Regions from separate parts of the Homo sapiens genome. Here region 2 is linked to region 1. The links are chromatin contacts, found by Hi-C or POLR2A ChIA-PET in ENCODE. All regions are on one chromosome and are shown on one strand. Each heading gives the region's core, a stretch centred on a gene start or an enhancer-like site at or near the end of the contact. The rest is flanking DNA. Distances are from core to core; before and after follow the strand shown. Region 1 holds the start of SORBS2 (sorbin and SH3 domain containing 2). Region 2 has its middle 38 kb from the start of SORBS2.

Evidence for each region. A loop is a pair of places that touch in the nucleus more often than their neighbours do. ChIA-PET counts read pairs that join two places held with the same protein, here RNA polymerase II (POLR2A). Pooled maps may share reads with other maps.
Region 2: a map of heart right ventricle shows a loop between it and region 1 (3-fold over the local background). The contact joins the enhancer-like site here to the promoter of SORBS2 in region 1. A Hi-C loop is called at or near these places in 12 of 168 maps with a recorded cell type or tissue (HepG2, Right ventricle myocardium inferior, cardiac septum and 5 more) and 11 of 50 pooled maps. POLR2A ChIA-PET finds 5 or more read pairs at or near these places in 7 of 52 experiments (H1, HEK293, HEK293T and 4 more).

Annotation. Positions count from the first base shown.
Region 1 is chr4:185,810,824-185,813,523 of GRCh38, reverse strand. It overlaps SORBS2 (sorbin and SH3 domain containing 2), which reads left to right and starts at 1,330. Exons shown (of 27, transcript NM_001395207.1): 1 at 1,330-1,860.
Region 2 is chr4:185,848,527-185,851,226 of GRCh38, reverse strand. It overlaps a transcript of SORBS2 not described here. Among named protein-coding and RNA genes, the nearest start is that of SORBS2, 38 kb to the right of the region's middle. Within about 2 kb of position 1,251, at least 3 of the 41 ENCODE cell types and tissues checked have a DNase peak (open chromatin) inside an H3K27ac peak, as active enhancers do; they include heart right ventricle, where a contact is called at or near this core.

The sequences.
Region 1 (2,700 bases), core at 81-2,580:
TCAGGGAAGGGAACTTCAGTGAGAAAAGGTAGGCTGGCTGGAGGCGATCTGAAGCGGTGAGGACTCTCCCAAGCAGGAAAGCGCCACCCACTTGTCCTCCATGGATACGCTGACCCTGGGTGGCTCAGACCTACCTAATGTGAATCCGGTTGGGGAGGAAGGGGAGCGGGCATCCCCAAATCTACATCCACAGGATTCCTATGCAGTCAAAATTTGGGAATTAATACTGAAGGCAGGAGTGTTAACATGGGTAGGGAAACGCAATACTGACGGAATCCTAAATCAATGACTACTTAGCAAATAGAACATCTATATTTACAAGTCCAAAGTGTTAACATAACTATTTGAAACAGATTGCTAGAAACAAAAATAAATGGGACAGTGCCTTGGAAATATATCAGATAGAATATGACTGGTGATAGAGTCCTGAAAAAGAAGAAAAGCCTGGGGGTTCTGCAGAAGATTTACGTTGTTCATGGCATTAATCATGGTAGATTCCCAGAGGAGGTGAAATGTTATGGACGGGTGGAATGTGATCCATTTTACTGAGGAAGTAAAACTATTCTTGCCTTGAAGGTAATGTTTAAAGTCAAAGAATTTTTAATTAGGTGCGGATTTTTTAAAAAGAATTTTTAATTTACAAATAAGATTGAGTTAAAGAATCATTTTCTGCCGTAGAAGCAATAGGATTTTTTAAAAATTCTATTTTAAATTGCATAAAAAGCATCTTAAAGTAATCAGATAAGTTGAGCCATAAGTAAATGGATATTTAAAGATCTTATTAAAATAGTCTACCTGATTTAGTTATTATTCTGACCCTATATAGCAATTCACAGGGTTTTGTTTCAATTAAGTGGCTCTAAGATTATCATTTAAAAACAAAAAGTGTAACTCTCCCGTTTGCAGCTCTCTGCACTCATTCTATGACTGGAAGGTGGGGCTTGTTTTGACAATGCTTCCAGTTAGGGTCTCTTAAGTGATTTGCATGTTATTAACCTGGATAGCCACTAATAGGGCTTCACTTCCTCGATTTCATACATAGCCCCGGCTCATATAAAAAAGAGTTCTTCAGGAGAGCAGAAAAATCGGAGCACTTGCACTATCGGTGAAATGTGTAGAAAGATAACAGAAGCTACCCTCCTCAAAAAAATGATGAGTTTGATGAAAAGAAATTAACAAGCTGTGTGAGTGTGCTGCACATGATCAGCCATGCTTGCTAAGTCTGTCTGTTGGTTGTTGCTATGGCTACGAAAAGCCAGTGGAACCCAATGAGCTGTCTGCAGCAGAGCTGAGAGGACCAGCCATTTTACTTATGGAAAACAGTGTGGCATATTCTGCTGAGCTTCGCCCTGGAAGAAGCCTCTTTTATACATCTCTTCAGGGAAGAGAGAAGCAATGGGCATGTTAGTATACAATGATCACAGCCACGCAGGCCTGCAAGCTGCCTTTTGGACAGGCTGTTGACTGCCGTTCCAATTAGCTGATTGGAGAATGTGGAATGCAGAGTGATAATGCTGCATATCTGCTATCAGGCAGCAGCAAAGGTTTTTGTCTTGGGAAGGCAAGCTTTCCCTGCAATATTATCTCAGCAGCTCCCTAGCTGCTTACCCTGAAAACGAGGGATCCAAACGGAGGGTGTTGCACTCTGCTAACGCTGGTCCTGTGCGTGGCTGTGGCATATGAGCGGCAGGTCTGAAAAAGCAGGTGTGTGCTGGGACGGGCACTGGACTGGAACGCAGGCGGACGCTCTCGGGTTTACCTGCTTCCTGTTAACAGATTGTGGGCTCCCAGGGCATATGTCTGCACGCTGAGGCCGAGGCGGAGAAGGGGCTTCCTGAGCGTCCCAGTACACTGACAGAGGTAAGCTTTTTTGACCTTTTTGAAAGCACAGCATAAAAATAACTGGGGCAAAACTTAGCCTGAAAGATTTACGTTGATTGTGTGATTTGGATTTACCAAACAAACATACACAGACACATACACACACGCATACACACACATTTCTAGAAAATAGTATCAGAGACATAGAGTTGTTTCAGTGAATTTTGGTTCTAGCAATTGGAAGATAAAAAACATGACCGATATGCTTTGGGGTTTTAAAACCAATATTTACTGTTTGAGCAGACTACGATGGCTTGTTCTGAACCGTCCTCACAGCCAACAACATTTCTCGCTTGTGAACAATGGATTCTTTCGTGACCTGCACTTTGACTTGTATTCAGAGAACTACATGAAAAAGAACTACATGAGAAGCATTTCTTTTTAAGCCTCGTAAATGATTTATTTAACTCTTAACACAGCTATGTACACACTTAAATTGAAGAATTCTGTTCTCTATGTGGGTCATAATAGCCAGTGGATTTTGTACTTGCTTACCCTGGACTGAGTGTCTTGGTGTCCTGTTTGATTTAGTTGGGGTAGTTGTAAAGCAAACAGTGTAGGTATTGGAAGCCGTTCACACCTCCTTTCCGAGTATCTGCATGCCTTGCTGGCCCAGAGCACAAGACCCCCATTGTGCTCCCCCGGCTCAGAATCCAAGGAAAGAAAGGAAGCGAAGCCTCTGCATTGAGTTCTAGGACAGCTGAGGTATGTGGCAGTAAAACTTCTTTTCTTGCACAATTTTTCTCACAAGCAGATAGGTTTCAGAGATAAAGAGTGAAACCAAAAACACCGCACACCTCATCCAAATCTGCGCTCATA
Region 2 (2,700 bases), core at 2-2,501, 38 kb before region 1:
AGAGGCAAAATATGAAAGATAAGCTACTCATCTTCTCCACTCTAAATGATTTTTAACAAGTGCACCTGGTATCAGCCGAGGGTCCCCAGAGAATATATGTTTTATACATAAATATGGAGATTTATTATAGAAATTGCTTCATGTGATTATGGCAGCCAGGAAATCCCACGATCTGCTGTCTGCAAGCTGGAGAACCAGGAAAGCCGTTGGTGTCTCAGTCTGAGTCTGAGAGCCCAAGAACCAGAAGCACCAACATCTGAGGGCGGGAGATAGATAGGTGTCCCAATTCAACCTGAGAGGGAGTGAATTTACCCTCGTGTGCCTTTTCATTCTATTCAGGCCCTCAACAGATGAGATGATGCCCACACACCCTGGGTAAGGTGGATCTTTTTTATTCAAGTCTATCAATTCAAATGCTCATCTCTTCCAGAAACACCCTCACAGACACACTCAGAAATCACGTTTCACCAGCTATCTGGGCATCCCATAGCCCAGTCAAGTTGATGCATTAAAATTAACCATCACATGCTCTTAAGCATATTTCAACCCGACTCAATAGAACTAGAGTCTTGTAAAACATATGATATACACACTTCAGTGGTTTTCAGCACAGGCAGTTGACCAGGCTTACTTGTTCAAAGAAGAGAAGATGGGTTTTTAATAGCACTCACAAATCAAATTCATTAAGTCCCTATTTTGATGTAGGAGAACAGAGCTATCATTGCAGCAAAATTTTCCAAGGCCAGTGATGCCAGGATACCAAGGAGCTACATGCTGTCATTTGCTTGGGTCTCTCTGACAACCATGAAGACACTGTCCTCTTTCCCTCTAACAACTTGTTTGTAAAATTGTTAGACTCTCGACATATGGGACAAGTCAGCAGAATGTTAGACTTCCTATAATATCTCAGCAAGACTGCCTTGAGAACTCATGGCATGTGGATAGTTCAGGGAGTTGTGTGTTTTTCCCAACTCAGTCATTACCAATTGTACATCCCACATGAAAGTCACTTTAGCATTTTTCCATATTTTAGGGGGAAGTGGTGACTCATGCCCGAGGGGCAGGATGAGAATATAGGTCTCATAGGCATCTTCAAACCAGGTTCGCCTCTGCTCCACATTTGTGCCATGAAAGAGCTTCGTTTCATAACAAGCCAGAGACCAATTCTAAATCAGTATCTGCACAGGCCTGAAGAATTGAAGGCTTATGCAATAGCAGTCATTGCCAGGGTGGGTGTGGATCAAAACGCAACGTAGAAATCCTTACGCCATTGCAAGCAGCTTGTCTCCTCTGCCCCAGTTGTTCTTGTAATTTTAACAACCATATGCTTATCTTCTGTTTTCTGGCAGCCTAGAACTGTTCTTCATTTCTTTTTTAGACTCAATAGAAATTAAGTGGTTTGGCCATCAACATTCCTGTCTGTCGTCTCTCAGTCTTCTGTGAACAGGACCAGATGGAATAAGCTCTTTGATAGTTACACATTCATTGGAATTGAAAAAATGGGCAGCTGATTTTCTATTTTATAGGCAAAGTCCCAGGCCTGCCCCTGTGAGAGTGTGGCCTGCTGGGCTACTGTCTTATTCTGCAACAAGGGGTGAAGCCACAAAGATTATGTCTAAAAGAGTAATCACAGAGACAGGACAGGGTTTAGGCAGAAGCAAGAATTTCAGAGCATGTGAGTGAGGAATTATCTGCACTGGAGTGGACTTATTTTATAATGGGAAAATTCTCAGAATCTCAAAAAAAAAAAAATGGCAGGGAGAGGAAGAGTGGCAGGCGACAATCTAACCCAGTTTGTGACTTGGAATTCATAAATTCTTTATCTGTCGATTGGACAGAAATAATGAAAAAGACTTTTTTCATTAAGGAAAATCCTACTTCAAAATACAATGGGCTGAGCCTTGCAGTGTCTCAAGTCGGAATTCGCAGTGGGTTTGGGGAAGCTCTGGTGGCTCCACTGGGTAGTGTCTGCTCTCTAGAATGGCAACAGGGTCAACAAGGGTGTGCCAAGATGCCAGGAGCTTTATTAGACCCTGAGCAGGAAAAAGCTACTCTTTCAGTCTGATGGAGCCCTAATCTGACAGGGTCCTGGAACAACAGTGCTTGTTTCAGTAAGGGCCAGCTATATAAGAGGTGGTTCTAACATCATTCTCGTGATTGATGGGCATTGTCCAAAATAAACAAAACAACCAACCTTTTCGTACCACCTAGCAGCTGTCAAGTCCCTGTGTCACAGATGTGTCACTACTGTGTGCTTCTTTAATATAAATAAGCCACAGCTAGTGAAAGGGCTACAAGAGATATTTTAGTTTGGTTCATCTCACTGCATCTAATAATCTCAAGTAACTTGAAAATGTTTAGGATATATTATCTATAGAAATGAAACAGTACTGAACCCAGCAGACTTAACCGTCAGATAAAAGGCTCAAACTATGTCAAGAAATGTCCTAGACAGGTATGGTGGTGGCTGCCTGTAGTCCCAGCTACTTGGGAGGCTGAGGTAGGGGGATCCATTGAGCCCAAGAGTTTGAGTCTAGCCTGAGCAATGTATGGAGACCCTGCCTCTTAAAAAAAAAAAAAAAAAAAAAAAAAAAAAAAAAAAAAAAAAGAGATATCCTTATAAAGAACATTTAAAACCTGGACTTAATTCTGAACCACTAGAATACTAGAATCTTCATTTGTGTGACAGTTTTTCTAAGA